Regions from separate parts of the Homo sapiens genome. Here regions 2, 3 and 4 are each linked to region 1. The links are chromatin loops, found by intact Hi-C in ENCODE. Cell type or tissue: sigmoid colon. All regions are shown on one strand.

Evidence for each region. Hi-C counts contacts between places; a loop is a spot of excess contacts. Peaks named below come from ENCODE experiments on the same cell type or tissue, not always from the same donor. Only the 100,000 strongest peaks of a DNase experiment are listed, where the experiment ranks them.
Region 2: a loop joins it to region 1, with 5 times the contacts of the local background. A loop is called at or near these places in 17 of 110 quality-filtered maps.
Region 3: it touches region 1 in a loop (2.1-fold over the local background); 7 of 110 quality-filtered maps call a loop at or near these places.
Region 4: it touches region 1 in a loop (5-fold over the local background); 76 of 110 quality-filtered maps call a loop at or near these places.

Annotation. Positions count from the first base shown.
Region 1 is chr16:78,501,766-78,506,765 of GRCh38, reverse strand. All of the region lies in intron 8 of WWOX (WW domain containing oxidoreductase), which reads right to left. Among named protein-coding and RNA genes, the nearest start is that of WWOX-AS2, 4.2 kb to the right of the region's middle. In sigmoid colon, CTCF peaks have their summits at 669 (motif pointing left) and 3,075 (motif pointing left); DNase peaks (open chromatin) are centred at 585, 1,045, 2,005 and 3,055; H3K4me3 peaks cover 1,037 bases; H3K27ac peaks cover 861 bases.
Region 2 is chr16:80,082,091-80,087,090 of GRCh38, reverse strand. The region is part of intron 2 of LOC105371357 (a long non-coding RNA gene); the gene reads right to left. The region is part of intron 3 of LOC105371358 (a long non-coding RNA gene); the gene reads left to right. Among named protein-coding and RNA genes, the nearest start is that of LINC01228, 260 kb to the right of the region's middle. RefSeq lists a silencer at 2,291-2,360. In sigmoid colon, a CTCF peak has its summit at 2,300 (motif pointing right); a DNase peak (open chromatin) is centred at 2,300.
Region 3 is chr16:78,605,784-78,610,783 of GRCh38, reverse strand. The region is part of intron 8 of WWOX (WW domain containing oxidoreductase); the gene reads right to left. LOC105371354 (a long non-coding RNA gene) reads right to left here and starts at 2,307. Exons shown (of 2, transcript XR_001752380.2): 1 at 2,209-2,307. In sigmoid colon, no CTCF peak of the experiment used is centred here; a DNase peak (open chromatin) is centred at 2,293; H3K4me3 peaks cover 1,964 bases.
Region 4 is chr16:78,768,816-78,773,815 of GRCh38, reverse strand. All of the region lies in intron 8 of WWOX (WW domain containing oxidoreductase), which reads right to left. Among named protein-coding and RNA genes, the nearest start is that of WWOX-AS2, 270 kb to the right of the region's middle. In sigmoid colon, CTCF peaks have their summits at 2,853 and 3,054 (motif pointing right); a DNase peak (open chromatin) is centred at 3,075.

The DNA.
Region 1 (5,000 bases):
TGCACTACAGCCTGGACAACAGAGCAAGACTCTGTACAAAAAAAAAAAAAAAAAAAAAAAAAAAAAAAAACACACAAAAAGGTAGAGATCTTGAGCCTGAAAAGAACTCAAGTATAGCAATGACCAGACCTTGGGTAGGTAATAATTAATCACCACAGAACTTTGAACAGCCTCCACTCCAAAGCTCTTCCCACTTAGGGGATTCTGTGTCCCTGCATCCAGAAAAGGGACAGATATAGAAAGGGAGGATGCGGTCTCACCGGGCCATAAACATGTGAGTGGGCGGAGGCAGTCTTGGAGACTCTGAATATACCTTCCGGGGGTGGAGGGAGTCAAAGGAATGCTCAGGCTCTCTTTCGTTTTTCTTCTCTGTCTTGGGTAAAAATGACGTGTTATAAGCACTCGAGCTCTGCTCTTCATTTTTATAGAGTGGCTAAGTCACTGACCAGATTCGTTTCCGAAGCAAAAGCGATATAGAGTGTCAGCACGCGCCAAAAACACGCTTGGACTCTTGGCCAGGAGAACACAGCCTGTGTGTCCACAGGGAGAACGAAGAGGCCAAGTTATGTTTGGAGGGCTGCCTCCGATTTCTGGTGCAGTCTTTTCACGTCCACAGAAGTCACTACCCAAAAAACTCGAAGCCTGTCCTCCCCTTCTCCAGGCAGCCCCTGCTGGCCAAGCGAGGAGCTCTTGGACGCAGACCAATCCGATACTCAGCAGAAGATCCAGGGGTGCAAGGGTCGGGAAGGGGCTGACGGGGAATGGTGTGTCTTCTTGCCGGATCATTTCTCTCCTCTGGCGTTCAGCCAAGGAAATGCGGTTTGCAGAGCCAACCGGGTCCTTCTCTCTCCAAATCACATTGCTCATGATTAGGGAGAGAAAGGCCGAATCTTCCTCCATGGCCCTGGAGTCCTCTCCACCCACTCTCTCTACAGAATCAGATCATCTGGGTAATTTTTAAAGTGTAGTATGTGGGCCAGCTGGAACTAGTTGCCTCTTCCTGGCCAAATGCTTGGGGTTTCTTCCAGCCTTAAGCCTGCATGCTCCCTGTGCTAGGGAGAGCAGAGAGGCATGGCCAGGACTGGGAATGAGGGTGTTGCTAGCCAGACTTCCCAGCAACTTCCTGAGTTTGGAGCAAGCCAGAAGCGTGATTTTTTGGTGAGGCTGGCTGGCCCCAAGAGGTAGGGCACTGGGCGCTGTAGCCCAGCACTTCTCTAGAGCCCAGCAGAGTCTAGGTATCCAGTGCTTGAACAGTCTCCCTGGGCTGCCCAGGCCAAATCTAGGTACGAAGCGTTAAAAAAGTAAGATGATTTTCAGGGAGAAACAGATTGGCTTTCTCCAGTCTCTTCCATCTCAGAGTGTCCTGAGCCCCACTCAGAGGGCCTGGTGGACCCGAACTTTATTCTAGAAACTAGGCTAGTTAAAGAAGGCATTGTCAAGCCAGAAGCTGCCTCGGAGTCTTGGCAAGTGTATTAACTCAGTATGAAATAATATAAACAGAAAAGAACAATATTCTGTTTTCTCACTCCAGGCATTCTAGAGGCTGACGATTAGAATTCATTTGGGATGGGCCACAGCTTTCAAAAGTAAGTTCTGTGTATTTAAAAGATCTTTAGATTTGAAGTTCTGAAGAGTGGGGGCTGCCTGGTGTGAACGCTCTAAACCCTATTGTGCTTCGGCGGCTCAGAAAAATTCAGGAACAATAATATCCCTTAGAGGAGGAGAAGGAACTGTGTGAAATACACCATTTATCTCCTTTCGTGCACAAAGGCATATACATAAGCATATACAAAAACACATCAATTTATACATTCTTTTCCGGGGAGTCCTGCAACGTTTCCCAGTCATTATTTATATTAATTAATGTGGGTTTGGTTTCGAAACTGCTCAGATTAAGAACTCGAGATATTCTAGAAAGTAAATAATCCAGCTGTTGCCTACCACAGAGAGCCCTGAGCACGGATGCATAAGCTCTGGATTTGGCATGTAAACGGGGAGGCTTCATGCGTCCGTGGCGTGGTTCCAAGCCCCATGACCAGCCTCACTTTTGCAATTGAGAAACTGGAATTAATTCTCCCATCCTCCCCGATGCACAGAGATGTGTTCAGGATAAACCGAGTCATATTTCATAAGTTCTGGGTGCTAAAGGGGAAAGAAAGATAGTATTACGAAGACACTGGCATCACGACGCCCACTTCTGGAATGAGCCAGTCTGTTGAGCATTTACATAACAAAATAGCAATGTACTTTCCATGCCATAGCAACCCTGGAAGAAAACTGCGAGGTGGAAACCCTGGACAATTTGTATGAGGATTCTTGAAAATCTGAGATAGACAAACGCATTCTGAGAGATCAAGCTTGCTTATAAATGTTGGTTCATAACAATGTAATCTACATATGTGAATCTCAGAAAGTACCTTTCTCCTGGGAATTTCTTTCAGAAAAACAATCTTCTTTAGTTTACTGTTTTTAAACCTTTTCCCCCTTCAGGGATACTTTACCCTCTAGACTTGCCAAAGAGCCATTTCCTAATATATCCTAGAGAATACATGATTTCATTTTTCCACAGATGCATTTCTATACACCTGGTATTTCAGTTATTTATTAACCATGCCTAGTTTTGTAGTTTCTAGCTTTGTATCTTTGAAGTCATTAAAACTTAATAGGAGAATTAATCATAAAAGAAATCTATCAAACACAGTTGCCAAGCACTTTTTTCCCCCTGACTGACATCTTTAAGATGTATTTGAATGTTATTTATTTCATCACACCCAGGGAATAAAAAAAACATAACTTGCAGCTTCCAAGTTCAGAGAAAGCATAAAAATGTGATTTACTATTTATTGTACACTTAGTCGCATGCATATTATATATTGCATGTTAATCTTCAACTGGCTAAGTTTAGCAAATTTGACAACACTACTGTTTGCTAGAGAGGAAAAAGAGTCGACATCTGTTCTCTTCCAGATATGAATCCTTCTTGGAAGGAATCAGAAATACTCGCAGGCCTTCTAGTTTCTGGGTAAACTGATAGAACACAGGCTCTTTAACTGGACAGTCAAACCACAATGCCCCCTGGTGGTGAAATCATGCATATACACATGTAAGTGTTTGCACCTTGTGAATATTTTTAAGAAGAAATCTTATTTCTAATGGTGTGGAAATGTTCTTTCAGTTTTAAAAATGCAAAGACAAAGATCATGGCACATCAATTATGCTTTTAGAGAGAAAATAAAGAATCGCTTTGCTGTGAGTAAAATTAAAGATGCATTTAGTTTATCAAAATCACCTTGATCAAAAAAAAATTTTTTTTTTTTACAATAAGGAATTATATTTAAATTCCACACTGAAGATCTGGAGTATGGGGGGGATATAGGAATTTCAGCATATGTATTATCTGAACTAAATTTACAAAAGTGGAACAGTTGGAAGGTACTTATAGGTAGACCTGAGGGTCTGTTACCTTATTTTCAGTTCAGTGAAAATGAAATGAGAGCAGATTCCAGATTTTACCAGCGGATGGAAGACTCCATCTTCCCATCATGCTCTCAGCATGCACCTCTGATAAGCAGCTTAAAGGGAATTTCCTGGGGTCAGACATAAATAGAGATTCTCAGGTTCTCTTAATCCAGACACACATCGCTTGCGAGTTAGGCCTCATAAATCTCAAAAACAGTCAGCAACATATGAAAGGCAATGTTGTTAGAAGGCTCAAATACATTAAATGGGAACGTCTGAAACATGGACTCATTAATCATACAAACACTGCCGAGGCTGTGTAGTAATCAAAGATCGCAGCACCTTCCTTTCTTAGACAGCATCTCATTTCGCTCCTTGCTATCGCTGGAAGCAGGGAGGCCCAGAATAGAAAACGCCATTGCCTTCCTTCTTCACCTAAGGAGGAGCTCAGCCATTAACAGTTACGAGTCATACTGTAAGTAGAGCATGAAAAAAATCACCAACGTATCCCAGCCCCCTTTTCGAGATCTGCTGGCCTTGGCAATGATGACTTTTTTCTGATGCACAACATTTTAAGACACTTGCCCAGTGTCATAGACATCACTGCCAAGACATGTCATCAAAGGATATTGGAATGAAAACAGAAGTCCATGCTGAAACTTGTGGACAACACAGATGCTCATGGCAGCATTATTCATAATAGACACAAAATCCATGAACTAATGAATGGATACACAAAATGTGGTATATCCATACAATGGCGTATTACTTAGCCACAAAAAGAAATGATGAACTGGTAGATGCTGTCGCAGGGATAAACTTTCAAAACATGATGCTAAGAGGAAGAAACCAGACACAAGAGACGACTAACATATCACTCTATTTATATGAGGTACGCAGAATAGGTAAATCCATAGAAACAGCAAGTAGATTGGTTAGTGGTTGCCAGGAACTGGAGAGAGGAGGTATTTGGGGTGATGACTAAGGGGTCATTTTCTTGGGTTAATGAAAATGTTCTAAAACTGATTGTGATGGTGGATGCAAACTCTGAATACACTAAAAGCCATTGAATTGTACACCTTAAGCAGATGAATTATATGGTAGGCACATTATATATCAATAAAACTATTAAAGAAAATGAAAAGGATATTGGAGGGCTAAGGGCAGATAGGCCCTGCAAAGCTCCAGTGGATGTGTGCCTGGGAAGGAAGACAAGTATAAAGAAGAGAATAGCATTAGCATCCAGAGAAGTTGGCTAAAACCCTGAGTCAGGCTACGATACAATTCTTACTTTTGCAAAGGGGATAAGACTCAGGTCCATGCCCCCAGAAACCTTCTACGTTAACTCTGAGAGGAACCGAAATCTGACGATGGGCAGGTGGGACCACAGTGGTTTTCACCTTTCATTGCCACCCCAACCCCACCGCAACATCCTTCCCCACCATGGAGCCTGATTTCATTAGCCCAGGGCATCGCTAGTTTCACGTAACTTCTCAGATTCCAGCAGTTTGGGAGGCTGAGGTGGGTGGATCACTTCAGGT
Region 2 (5,000 bases), 1.6 Mb before region 1:
AAAATTGACAAATGGGATCTAATTAAACTAAAGAGCTTCTGCACAGCAAAAGAAACTACCATCAGAGTGAACAGGCAACCTACAAAATGGGAGAAAATTTTCACAACCTACTCATCTGACAAAGGGCTAATATCCAGAATCTACAATGAACTCAAACAAATTTACAAGAAAAAAACAAACAACCCCATCAAAAAGTGGGCAAAGGACATGAACAGACACTTCTCAAAAGAAGACATTTACACAGCCAAAAAACACATGAAAAAATGCTCATCATCACTGGCCATCAGAGAAATGCAAATCAAAACCACAATGAGATACCACCTCACACCAGTTAGAATGGCAATCATTAAAAAGTCAGGAAACAACAGGTGCTGGAGAGGATGTGGAGAAACAGGAACACTTTTACACTGTTGGTGGGACTGTAAACTAGTTCAACCATTGTGGAAGTCAGTGTGGCGATTCCTCAGGGATCTAGAACTAGAAATACCATTTGAACCAGCCATCCCATTACTGGGTATATACCCAAAGGACTATAAATCATGCTGCTATAAAGACACATGCACACGTATGTTTATTGTGGCATTATTCACAATAGCAAAGACTTGGAACCAACCCAAATGTCCAACAATGATAGACTGGATTAAGAAAATGTGGCACATATACACCATGGAATGCTATGCAGCCATAAAAAATGGAGAGTTCATGTCCTTTGTAGGGACATGGATGAGATTGGAAATCATCATTCTCAGTAAACGATCACAAGAACAAAAAACCAAACACCGCATATTCTCACTCATAGGTGGGAATTGAACAATGAGATCACATGGACACAGGAAGGGGAATATCACACTCTGGGGACTGTGGTGGGGTGGGGGGAGGGGGGAGGGATAGCACTGGGAGATATACCTAATGCTAGATGACGAGTTAGTGGGTGCAGTGCACCAGCATGGCACATGTATACATATGTAACTAACCTGCACAATGTGCACATGTACCCTAAAACTTAAAGTATAAAAAAAAAAAAAAAAGAAAGAAAGAAAGATCATCTAAGATTAACAAACACATAAATCCTAGATGTAGTAATGGAATCTGGGTCAGTCTAGCTTCAGAGCCCATGAGTACAACCAATGGACACTGTCCATTGCAAGAGTTTTTCGTTTGTAACCAACATCAGTCTCTTAACCAGGTATCACTGCATCTATCCTCATCATAACTGGTGAGAGAGTCAGGACCCACAATAAGGTATCCATTTCCGGAATGAAGGCAGTGAGGTACTGAGATCCATTTATTCACTCATCAAATATTTGAGTGTTTGTTGAATGAGTACAGTGGGCAAAATGCCACATTTGGTAATGAGGATGACAATACTTATGGTCTTAGACTAGAACCTGTTAAAGTGTTCCTAAGGCTTGATGACATGTTAAGTGGGACCAGTGTCCTTAGTGCTGGCCTGAGTGCCAAGTTCTGTGTTCCCCTTGGCCATCTGTATGGGAGTCTTGTCATCTAATAGAGAAACCTCTGAACATGCTATGTCTCCTTTGACGGATCCCTTCCTCCTCTGAGCCTCCCTCTCTCACTAAAGAACAATAAGGCTGCATTCAATAATTTCCAAAGTCTTTCCAGTTTTCAGGTATAATTCCGCATCCCACCTTAAAAAAAATATGGTTTCTTATGACACAGAGGGAAAGACTAAATCACACAAATGAAACAATGAGTGAGAAAAGTGACATCACATGTATGAATCAATTTGTATTCAGTTCAAAAACAGGCAAAACTAACCTATGGAGCTAGAAATCAAGATACTCATTACCCTTGGAGCAGAGGGTAACTGTAAGAGTGAAAGAAGGATGCTCCTTTAGGGACCAGATGCATTCTGGGTTTTAATGTGAGTGCTGTTTCCACCTGTATATTCACTTTGATGTTTTGCCAACCTGTATTTTTGCCAATTTGGGCTCTTTTATTTATGTCTTTAAAAATACCTTCATAAAATAAATTCAAACAGAATCTAAAGAGAGTGGTAGGGTAGGAAGTGCTTCTGGCGGCATCAGAAAGAGGTCAGGAGCTCCTGACTTACTTTGTGACCAAGGCAAGTCAACTCACCTTCCCTGAGCTGTGGGAGGTCACTCAGGGCAACCGCCTTATTTTACAGATGAATGCCAGAAGGTCTACGCAATCAGCACTGGGTGGCTTTTCCCACTTCTGAGCTTGGATGGGTAGAGGACAGGCTGTGCCTGCAGCATATACCCTGGAGCCTGGAGGCCTTGGAAGGAGCACACTATCCTGAGTATTCAACAGGTGGCAGTCTTTGCTCAGTGTCAAGATGCTTTGGGTCCGCAGGGCTGCTTTTTAAAGGCAGAATTAGCTAGGACGCTAATCTTGAGGAGAAAGGTTTCTCTATTTCCCGGGGTGGGGGTCTTATCCCAGGAGGTCCCAACTCAAATATTCCTGCTCCTAGCCATTCTATTTAGGGTTCTCAGTTCTTCCAGGAGGAGCCTGAGACAGGAGGCTCCCCAAACCCCATTCTATGGAGCAGTTTGCCCCAGCCATTGAGCCTGCCTCTACTGGGGGTCATGGGCCTCACTCAGGGTCTTCCTTCTTGGGGGTATATCTTTGAAAACAAGAGAGAGAGAATTTTCTGGGAACCTGGGTGAATGCTCCAACAGAGAAGGGAGTGTGAATATTTCATTAAGGTGGCTCGAGGTATTACACAACATTACAAAACCAAGTGTGTTGGCAGGAATCTGACAAGCACATTTAAATGGGTGAAAATAGCAGGAAAAGAGGCCCAGAGTGGGGAAAGACTCAGGGAAGGCCTCTGTAGGGCCCTGAAGGGAGGGACCAGCCCTTTAGGGTCTCCTGCCAGGTCTATGTGAAGTAGCCTCCATCACCATCTGCCCTCACCCCAAGCGCATTCCAAGGTGACGGTGCACTCGGTAATGGCAGGACAGGGGTGACATTCAGCAGCTCACGAACTTCTACCCTCAGACTGGGTAGTTCTGGAGGATGGGGAGTTCTCACGCAATACCTCCTTGGTTTTGACCTCTCAAAAGGGCTGGAAGAGGCTTAAAACTCAGAGCTACTCCAGGAGGCTGCCCTAGAGTCTCAGATGTCTGGATTAAGTGATAGTCGAGGCTGGAAAAATATACTGAGACCTATTTGTTAAGGTTGTTGTGAGGTTGGGGTATACCATGGGGTTCAACGCTTCTCTCTAGTTGATGGACAAGAAGGAACAAAGGCCTCTTTATTTAAAGCATTGAAGATTTTCTCCTCTGTGTCGTATCTCATCATGTTTTCTTCTATAAAACAAGCCTATTTCTGCGGAGATAATGAAAAGAATAATATAAAAACATGCATTGAACTATTATAGGACCAGATACTCTACTAACTTTGCACTTCTTATTTTTTTTATAAAGCACTGAAGTACAAACTATTACTATCCCCATTTTACAGATGAGAACATAGAGGCTTAGAGAGGTTAAATAACTTGCCTAAAGTCATGCTCCTAGTAGATGTCAAAAAGGAATTGAAATCTAGGCCTGTTTGAATCCAGAGCCCACATACTTTATCTTTCTTGGTTGGAGAATGTGTCAAAAACCTCCCTGAATTTTTCAACTCACTCATAATCCAAGGGAGGTGTGGTGGAGGGGAATTCATGGAACAAGACAAAGAGTAAAGACATTGGAACAAGAGAAAACCTGGGTCATTTATAAAGTATGTCTCTTGTTCTGAGCACTTGGGAAAGCAACTTTACTGTGCAGAGCCTCTGTTTTCTCTAGTTGCTGTGAAAATGAATTGAAGAACTATCTGTAATGTGACAAACCTGTTATCTGGCATGAAATAGATATTCAATTAATGTTAAAGCCCTTCTTTTCTTCCAGCTTCCCTGCACCTGACTAGCTAGATCTAATTATCTTACAGGGTTGGTTCCTTCTTCCCAGGAAGAGTTTCCTCAGAGAGACTGCAACTGATGACTCTAAACCAGAGCTATGTAACTGTTGGATGTTCTCTGCCTGCACCTTGAACTCCCATCTCAATACTTAATTACATTGTACTGTACATTGTTTAATTATTTATATTTCCCTCTATGACTGACAACTTGATGTGGCAGAAAATGTGTCTACCTGGTTCACTATGGACTCCCAAACTAGTAGTAGAGAGACTAAAATGTTAGAGTACTAAATAAATATCTGTGGATGGATGGGTGGATGGATGAATAGGTGAATGGATGGATGGAATGATGGATGGATAAATGTATGGATGGAAGGATGAATAAAATGGAAGGATAGGTTAATGAACGGGTGGATGAATGGATGAGGAGGCCGGGGATGGAAAGACAGATGGATAGATGAATGGATGGAGAAATGAATGGATGGACTGATGAATGAATGGATGGATGGGTGGAAGTATGGATGAAATGGATTGATAGATAAATGGACAAATGGATAGACAGCTGGATAGATGAATGGATGGAAAAATGGATGGATGGGTGGTTAGATGAATGGATGAAATAGATTGATCACTGGATATAAAGGATGGTCTGCTTAAGTATCTCAATTTATAACATTGTGTCTATCTCACATGTATACACACCGGTGTTTTGGGGAATGTTGTCTGTTTACTATTAATTCCTTGGCTTTTATCATTGTAGGGATGCTTTTCCTAGGCAGAAGCAACACCCAAGGCTCTCTCTGCCTAAACAGATAAGAGCCATTCTCCAGTCCAAACCCACAAACAAAAGCATTTTCTAGATGTTTTTCTTCACATACTTCTAGGAAAAAAAAATCTCGCTGACAAGAGAGGATGCCAAACTCAATCACTCATTACAATGACTGTCCTCCACTCAGGAAGAGGGGCTGCTGACTTTTGAAAACTTAGATTTTTTTTTTTACAGTGTTGATAGGAAAGAGGGGAACTGATAGCCACTGATAACCAGGCTGTTAATTGCTCTGCTTATCAGAAGACGGTCTTTCATTGCCATGTGTATATGGGGAGCAGGTCGT
Region 3 (5,000 bases), 100 kb before region 1:
CCAGATTTTATAATATCAGAGCCATGCCATTAGCCCCGACGGTTTGATTATGATACATCCCTAAGTTAGATTTCTGTTTTCCACATCTCAGACCTAATATAAAAACTAGCACCCCATACCCACATATCTGGGTTCACTTTAGGAGAAGGGGCAACAGATATAAACAGACTTTCAGAACTCACACAGAGAGACTAGTCAATAAATGCACTGAGCAATTTTTTCAAGCAAAATTTAAAATTAATATGTCCAGGTAAGACAGCTTCCTTCCCACCCCAACACTATAGCTTTAAAGGAATGAGTATTGTAGGTGACCTTTTATCTTTTAAATAAGAATTGAGCTCCTCGTTCAAAGACAGATTTGTTCTTCCTTTGATAGAAGAAGAAATAGTTATCTCCTTTAGTATACCACCTTCAATATTCTTACACATGAATAGTAATGAAATTGAATCTTTTTTTCCCCCTCTATGGATAGGTTTTGTGGAAAAATTAAATGCCACATCTAACCTTCTAGTGTACTTCATATCTCTGGGAAGAATTATGAAAAGGAGGGTAAAAGGGATCTTTATCACAAACTGAATTAACGCACAAAGTACTCCATTTGGAAGGTATATCAAGCGAATCCATTAAAAACCCTTCAAAGGCACCAAGTGAGGACACCTTGAAAATGAAGCAGGGACCTTGCCACAGACCAGCAAAGAAACCTTGCTGAAGCAGCAGTCTTTCCAGCGAGATCGCAATCGGACATTCAGCGGATTCGCAGAGCTACCTTCTGCTAAATAAAGGTCGTTTGCGTCACTGTTACTTAAAGGGGGGTGGGGGTGGGGGCTCTGAGCCTGTTTATTCTATGCTACCCCCTACACACGCACAAGCTCTTAATAGAGAAACCTGGTAATTAATCACTAAAGCAAGAAAAGGTTGAAATTAGACAGAAACTAAAAACACGCACATTTTTAAATCACAGGGATTAGCAGATAGCTTTGGAAAAAATATTTTCATTTGCATGGTATAGCTTCCTGTACTTTGGACCCACCTCACCCCTTTGTTTTCCAAACGAAACTATATTTTTGATAGCCCAGACTGACAAGGCAAGGCAGAATGCAAACTTGGAGTAGATGTCCAAAGACAGGCTGCATTTTAAGAGTGACAGGGACCAGGAAGCCCCCAAGAGCCTGCCTGGTGAAGCCAGGGAATCACTGTCTCCTAGGAGGGGTATGAGGAGTCTGGGAAAAAGAAAAAAAAAGAAAAGAAAGAAAGAAAAAAAAAAACCTCAGAGGCATGTGACTTGACCAGAAAACATTTTTTTTTTTCTTTTTTAAGTCACATGCCTGGACTTTTACTTAGAAAATAGGACTATCGCTTTAAAAGCAAGATTCTTCCACTCTCCTGGTGGGGAAGCATATAGCTATTTCAGTGTTTCCTCTCTGAGCAAGAAAATAAAATACATCAGTGCTAAGCCTCCCCTTGAAAATGAGGTTATCAAAGAAAAGCTTAAAAAACAAAAACCAGAACAAAAAAATAACTTGGCAGTTTTACTTTCAAGATGCAAACACCAAAAACCTGTCAGGAAACAATGATATCTATCAACACTTCCTAGTTTTCACCAAATATATTTTAGAGAAAGGATAGAAAGATTTCAAATATAACCTTCCCCTGCCCCTCTGTAATGTTTGTCTTTAAAAATAAATCTGGTGGGACAGAAAGGTATTTGACATACTGTTTAATAACTAATTTTTCTATCATTTTAATAAAACTCAGCCTTTAAAAAAGGGTCCCAAATATGAAGAATCAAATATGCTCCCCAGACATGCTAGATTATTTGTCATAAAAAGAGTAGAGATTTTATTGCTGCTAGTTAAATCGTTTCGAGCATATAGGAAGTTTCCGAGGTCAGACCATTCATGTGCCCAGATTTGGAATTTAAGACCACCTGACCCTTTGTCATTTCTATAAAGGCTAGAAAAAATAAAGGGAGGGAACAGATACTTCAACCCAGGAACCCCTGGAGGGCAGGCGACCCCGGCTTTAGTTGTCCTGGGTCCGCAGTACTCCAAATGAGCAGCTGGGAACTGTAAAGGTCCCGTCATGTCAGTAATGCCTGTTCCCTTTGAAACCAAGGGTGGACGCCAACTGACAGGAAGATGGAACGGGTTGGTGACCCTGCACTTGACCCTTCCACAGTATGGGTCTGCAGAAGTCTGACGAACTTACCTCACTTAACTCTTTCTGGGCATTTCTGCACAGAGTGGCTCTTGAACCTCCCAACAGCAGGGAGAACTCCGGTTTCCCTGCTGAAAGGGAAAACACTGTGGCCAAGTCGCAGCTTTATAAGGCAACTTCCACTCTGCCTGGGGCAAGAGCACAGAGTAAGGAGACAGTTATGTAGCACAGGCATTTGGGGGATTCAAACAGACTTGCAATCTGGTTTCATAAATGGTAAGGGCTTTGAAAGAAAGCAAAACAGGATAGACCTCATTATTCTGCAGTAGAGAAACTGGCCTTTTAAGCTGAACCTCATGACTGTATCAGCATCCTGGTCCTGAGTGTATTTTCACAGTTCTTTTCTTTGTTCTGTCTCATGCATGGTGTATTTCTGCTTAGATTTACCAGGAAGGGCCCCGTGGCATGGTCAACGTACGACCTCTCTGGGTTTCAGGCACTCTCAGGCTTGGAGAAAGCCACATCACATCATATCAAATGCACTAAAATGGTTCCATCTCCCACATTCAATATCACTGAAATCTAATGATATAAGATTTGTGTTGCGGTTGACTAGTGACATAATATTATGTTTTGTAGGTATTTAATTATACTTTGATAGATTTTAACTTTGCGATTTTCTTTCCATAATTCAGAGCCAGCAATATTTTTACAGGTCTCAAACATGTGTGCAGGTCCCCGACAAGCTCTTGTACCCTAAGCCCTGCAGGTACCTATTGTACCCGATAGAAAATCCAGCCCTTTTCCGTGGCACCAAAAGACACGCTCCAAAGAGAAATGACAAATATGAAAATGCAATGAAACACCCTGACACAGCACACTCTGCCCTTGACCAAAACAAACACACACACACCCTACTCCAGTTTTTCTCTTAAGGGCCCCTATATCCTCCTTCTCTGTAGACAGCCAAAAAAAAAAAAAAGAAGAACAAATGAGTCACTCCTCTTACGCCAGCTGAATGCCTCGGATGGTCATTCTTTGGAGACTTCTCCGGGTCTAAGACAACAGTTCACACTCTAAGACCCTTTGGTTGGTTTCAGGTGTAAGACTTTGCTAAATTACAGCCCTTAGCACCAATAAAAATCTTTATAACAATTTTTGAAAGATTTTTGAAACAATTTGTGCTTAATTATCATTGGACAAATATATGCAAAGATAAGCTGACAACTTTCCAAACTCTTCCATCGTCTCTGGACTCACAAACAAAAGGGAAGAGAAGTAAATGATGTAAGCGTATTTCATTTACGTACTCACAGGAGCCCCGATTCTTACAACTATTTTGTATATATTTTTAATATAGTTTATTAAATATTGTATTTGAAAATATAAACCGCTTTATTAAAGTAATTAATGTTTTTATAATAAAATATGAAGTATTTTATTAACTGTGTATTTATTGTGTTTTCTGTTTTCTCATTTTGTATTTTAACTAATTAATAAAATCAACTTTTCATCCAATCTGAATCATTCCATTTCTGGCAACTCTTCCACAGCCCCTTGGCCACCATTTGCATTGTTCTGAGAAGTGGGGAACTCTATTCAGTTCACCAGGTTGTGGGCAGACAGACAAAAACAAAAACAGAGTCTGCCCATTAGTCCTGCACAAAAATGATCATTGGACATAATTAATCAGCGATGTGAACCGCTGTGGACATAAAAGACAATTGTCTTTTCTCCCCAACAATCCCTGCCCACTCAAGTGTTCAGGTACTCAGTTACATTCAACACAGGCTAATTCACTTATCCTCAACAAGTGGGCTATTGATTTTTGCCTGTTTTCAGAACAGCCTGTGGCTTTCTGAATGACAATAGCGTCCCCTATTTAAAAAAAAAAAAAAAAAAAAAAAACTGCAATTCTGGGGAAATGCCCTTTCAGTCGTCCTAATCGGGCTGGCTTCACATTTGTCTGGATGTGTTCACATATTCAACTTCGTGTCACTGATTTTCGCACCATTCTTTTCTCCTTATTCCTGCGGAATGTGGCATATTTCTTGTCTTTTTAAGCTGACAGGTCAACAGGATTTGCTTTTGTTCAGAGGGGCTCATATGAAGGGTACAAGAAATTCCCGGACATAGCAGGAGCAGGGCATCAAGCACCCTTTTTTTTTTCTTTCTTTCTTCTCTTGGTCATCAACTTCTGAAAAGCATGTAGCCCACATTCTAATTTTCCAAAAGAATAAATCCAAAGTAACCGTTTCCTTTGTACTTCTACATTAATAGTAAATAGCATCCTTCTTATAAAAGAGAAACAATTTTAAAATGATGTAAAATTTTAAATGTGCTAAACTTTTTAAGTGATTGCACCAAATTAAAAAAGAGACTACAAAGAGAGCCAGTTTTTGTTGAAAAGAAGTATGTGTTTTTACATTAATTATATTAAGTTTTAATAATAGCCCAGTGGTAAATTTTGACTGTGTTAACGAAACCATGATGATTGGTTGTGGACTAGTAGTTTGATAGCCATAAATGTTAAGCGTAAACTGAACAGTGTCTTTAATTTGGGAGGGCATCCCTCGTAGCAGAATGTGTCTCCTAACTAGTATATATTTTGACAATAGGCATTCGAGAAGCTGCAGTACTACTCCAGCCAAAGCTGCCCATTCAATTCAGATGCTGAGTCTATTACAAATGCGCATGTTTCAGCTTCTTGCTCCATGCAAGAGGTATTTGAACTTGCATATTAATTATAGGGCCAAATATGGTGCTGGAAAAAAAGAACAACACACACACACACTCCACTTAACCAGGGGAAAGGTTCAATTTAACCATGAGTGCCCCAACAT
Region 4 (5,000 bases), 270 kb before region 1:
ACATGCAAAGTACTGCCTGATCCCAATTAGCTCAAACTTGTTTTTGCTTCTCTTTGTTTGTCGCCTCCTGCCCACCTTCCAGGGACTCCTCATTTTGGGTTATTTGTTCAGACTTCAACTCCAGACACACCACTGTGATTTCGTTTTTAATAAACACTATCCAGTGAGTAGCGGAAAACAATGAGAGGCACCTGCACTCTATTATAACTTCTCATTCCACCCACGAGTGCGGAGCTATGAATAAGTGAGAGCCCCACTAGTCTAAGAATAGTAACAGCGTTTTCCCATCAACACAGCATCCTCCAACTTCAGCTAACACAAGGGACAAAGTACCCTGCTGCCCGCCTCATTGTTTTAAATGAGGGAGGAATGTCCCGAGGGGAGCCAAATGTCTGCGCTCTGCAGCCAATGACTTACCCATGGGTGGGACCAGAGGATGGTCCATTCCAAGCTAGGAAACAGCTGAACATTCCTGAAACCTTAGGGATAGGGAGTGCTAATGACTGACAGTCCAGAAGCCAGAGCCAGAAGTTGTAGTAGAAGGAACATGGGGTGTGGAATCGGAGAACACAAACTCGGGCTCTACTTATTAATAGAACAAATATATATTAACTGCCCAACAAATGTTTAGGCACTGTTCTAGCGGCTTAGGATACCGACAAAATCGTCAAAGTCCCCTGCCCTCATGAAGCTTACAATCTAGCCACTCACTAGCCACTGAGCAAGTTACCTAATTTCTTTTTGTTTGTTTGTTTGTTTCTTTTGTTTGTTTGTTTTGCTTTGGAGACAAGGTCTGCAAAACAGACCTTGATGCCCAGGCTGGAGCACAGCGGCATGATGACAGCTTTCTGCAGCCTCAGCCTCCTGGGCCCAAGCAATCCTCCCACCTCCACCTCCTGAGTAATTGGGACTACAGCCATGTACCACTGCACCCCATTATTTTTTTGATTTTTACTTTAAGTAGATACAAGTTCACGCTATGTTGTCCAGGCTGGTCTCAAACTTCTGAGCTCAAGCAATCCTCCTGCCTAAGCCCCACAAAGCGCTGAGATTACAGGTGTGAGCCACCGCGCCTAGCCAACTTACCTAGGTTCTTTGAGCCTCTGTTCCCCTCCTGTGGAATGAGCTAAACATATGCCTATGCCCCAGTGGCTTGAAGCCTGGAATTAGCTAGTAGTAGCCATGCTGGTAATAACAATCACCACTTTTTTATTTGTTTGTTTAATCTCTTCCAAAGTATTTGTTACCTACAAAAGGGAAGATAATAACTTCACACTGCAGAACCCAGAAGTCATCACATTAACCAAATGATCAAGATTAACATTTCCAAGAAGAATTACACGTCTACTGGAATCAACCTAAATGTCCACAAATGACAGATTGGATTAAAAAAAAAGTAGTGAATATACACCATGGAATACTATGCAGCCATATAAAAGAATGCGATCATGTCTTCTGCGAGAACACGGACGGGGCTAGAAGCCATTATCCTCAGCAAACTAATGCAGGAAGAGAAAATCAAATACTGCATGGCCTCACTTACAAGTGGAAGCTAAATGATGAAAACTCAAGGACACAAAGAAAGAACAACAGACACTGGGGCCTGCCTGAGGGTAGAGGGAGAGAGGAAGGAGAGGATCAGAAAAATAACTATTGGATACAAGGCTTATTACCTGGGTGATGAAATAATCTGTTCAACAAACCTTTGTGACATGAAGTTACCTATATAACAAACCTGCACATGTACCCCTGAACCCAAAATAAAAGTTAAAAAAAGAATTACAGGTCCAATTAACATTTCCAGTAAGAACACACATATACACTAATAATCCCTTGGTAAAATACACTGAGAGGGAAGTATCATTTTTGTACTATTCTTTTCAAAAAAATGGTTTTTATTGTAGTACAATGTATGTAACACAAAATTTGTCATTTTAACTTTTTTTTTGTGAGAGAGCTAGACTGAACTCGTTAAAGCTCACCTTTGCTGTGATCCAACTCTTATTTATTTATTTATTTATTTATTTATTTATTTATTTATTGTGAGACAGAGTCTTACTCTGTTGCCCAAGCTGAAGTGCAGTGGCACAATCTTGGCTCACTGCAACCTCCACCTCCTAGGCTCAAGCAATTCTCCTGCTTCAGCCTTCCAAATAGCTGGGATTACAGACACCCACCACAATGCCCGCCCAATTTTTGTATTTCTAGTAGAAACGGGGTTTCACCATGCTGGCCAGGCTGGTCTCGAACTCCTGACCTCAAGTGATCCGCCCATCTCAGCCTCCCAAAGTGCTGGGATTACAGGCGTGAGCCACCGCACCCAGCGCATTTTAAGCATTTTTAAGGATACAATTCCGTGGCATTAATTACACTCATGATGTTGAACAACCATCACTTCTATCTCCAAAACTCTTTCATCACCTCAAACAGTAATAACCACCTTTGAACATATATTTAGGTTGGGCATGCATGTTCTTCAACCTCAACAGAAGCTGGGGGTTGGATCACTGTGATAGCTTCCTAACTGGATACCCTGTTTCAGTCTTCACCACCTATCCCTTACCAATCCACTCAACACAGCAGCCAGAGCGATCTTTTCAAAGAGTAAGTCAGTTCCGGTCAGTTCTGTGTTCAAGACTATCCAAATGGATCTCCATCCCTTAAAATGCGTGCTCTGGCCAAATGCTAATTCTCTTCCCTTCATCCACACCTGCTGTGTTGCAGCTGGCTTACTTGCATGCCATGCCGGCTGACCTGAGGGCCTTTGCACGTGCGGTTCCTTCTGCCTAGAATGTTCTGCCTCCAGCAATCCCTTCCTTCATGTCTCTGCTCCAAATGTCACCTTTTTAGAGAGGTCTTCCTTGTACAGTCTCTATCAAACAGCACACATAATAATTCTTACGCTCCTCGCTCTGCCTATTTTCCCATAGCACTGATTAGCATCGGTGCCAACCGTCCACAGATGACGTCTCAGTACCAGGCACATTTAGCATTGCTCGGCTTGGGAGGAAAGAAGAGTTTCCCCTTTGCCAGCGGACGCCATGTCCAGCTTCGCCAGTAGAGGGCGCTGCAGGGACACTGGCGCAGACGGGTTCTGGTGCGAAGCTCCCATAGGGGCATCTCCCTGTGGGCGGTTCACTTCGGGGAGGGGGGGAGGGGGCGGGAGTTTCCCGGCACTCCACCCCTGCAGGCTGATTTCCAGAGACTTCCTTGGTAGGCACCTCCCACAGACGTCCTTCCCTGGCACCACAGAGAGCGGTTTCCCAGTGAGTCCCACCTTTATGGGGGCTTCAGTGAGAACCTTTCTGCCATCCAATGGGCCATGGCCCAGTCCAGATCCCAGTCCTGGCCCGTGGGGACCCCAGATTTGCTCTTTCCTGGGTGTACTGCCCCATCCCCCATTGGTACTGGCTGCTCCCAAATCTGTATTCTTGGATTCTTTAGAGTTAAATTTTTTTTTTGTTTGAGACAGAGTCTCACTCTATGGCCCAGGCTGGAGTACAGTGGTGCAATCTAAGCTCACTGCAACCGCTGGCTCCCGGATTCAAGTGATTCTCCTGCCTCAGCCTCCCAAGTAGCTGGAACTACAGGAGCACACCACCAACCCCGACTCACTTTTGTATTTTTAGTAGAGACGGGGTTTCACCATGTTGGCCAGGCTGGTCTCGAACTCCTGACCTCAGTGATTGGCCCACCTCGTATTCCCAAAGTGCTGGGATTACATGCATGACCCACCATGCCCGACCTACTCTTTTTTATTTTATTTTACTTAAAGACACGGTCTCACTCTGTCACCCAGGCTGTAGTACAGAGGTGAGATCATAGCTCACAGCAGCCTCAACCTCTTGAGCTCAAGCGATCCTCCTGCTTCAGCCTGCCAAGTAGCTGGGACCCCCACATGCTCCACCACACACGCCCAACTACTTTTTATTTATTTTTATTTTTATTTTTTTATTTTATTTTTTATTTTTTGTAGAGACAGGACCTCCCTATGTTGTCCACACTGATCTCGAACTCCTGGACTCAGGCGATCCTTCCACCTTGGCCTTCCAAAGTGCTGGGATTACAGACAGGCATGAGTCACTGTGCTCGGCCTGATTCTCTTTACCCTTTAGTAGCCAAAACCCTGTTGTAGCTAATAATTCTTAATATTAAATCTTCCCTGTTAAAATTATGATATAGTTTCTGTCTCCTAACTGGATCCTGACTGATGGAGTAACAGACATGGTAAAAATAAATAAATAAATAAATAAATAAATAAATAAATAAATAAATAAATAAATAATGTGGGGGGTGGGTGGGAGGGATTACATTTGTTAATTACCCATTTTATCTCCATCTGTCACAGAATGCAAGCAAGGACTTTGCTTTGTTTACCACGATGTCCCCAATGGCTACAACATGTGCTTGACAGGTTACAAGCACTGGATAGGAAGGAAGGAGGGGAAGAGAGGGGGCGGAGCAAGAGACATTGTGAAAAAGAGAAAGGATGGAGGGAGGCAGGATGGATGGATGGATGGACAGACGGATGGACGATGGTGACTCCCCCCAACTCCCAGGTGGCATTACACGGGCTGTAACAGCGCCTGGTATATAGTAAGCACTCATGAAATAGTCATATATGAATCTCTTTGCAGCCCTTACATAATTTCCATTTAACCTTTCCATCCTTCCACCAATTATTTGGAATACCAAAATACCTCACTATCAAATGCCAGAGCCTTATAAAGATGGCCTTGTGGCCCCTGCGCCTACCCAACCCCAACAACTCTCTTGAAGAAAAATAACAACAAATTGACCAGAGACTGAAAAAGGAAAGCATCTTTGAACCACACCTTCTGGTGCTTGGTTTTATTCTGATGCTCAAAACAGAATGGAAACCGTCCTCCTCCCCTACACCATGGCGCAGCGTCAGCTTCCTGCTTACAAACAACGGCATTGGCGGGTCATGCTCTCCTTTCTCTTTGACTGGAAAGCCCTTCAGGGTCAGTACCTCATTT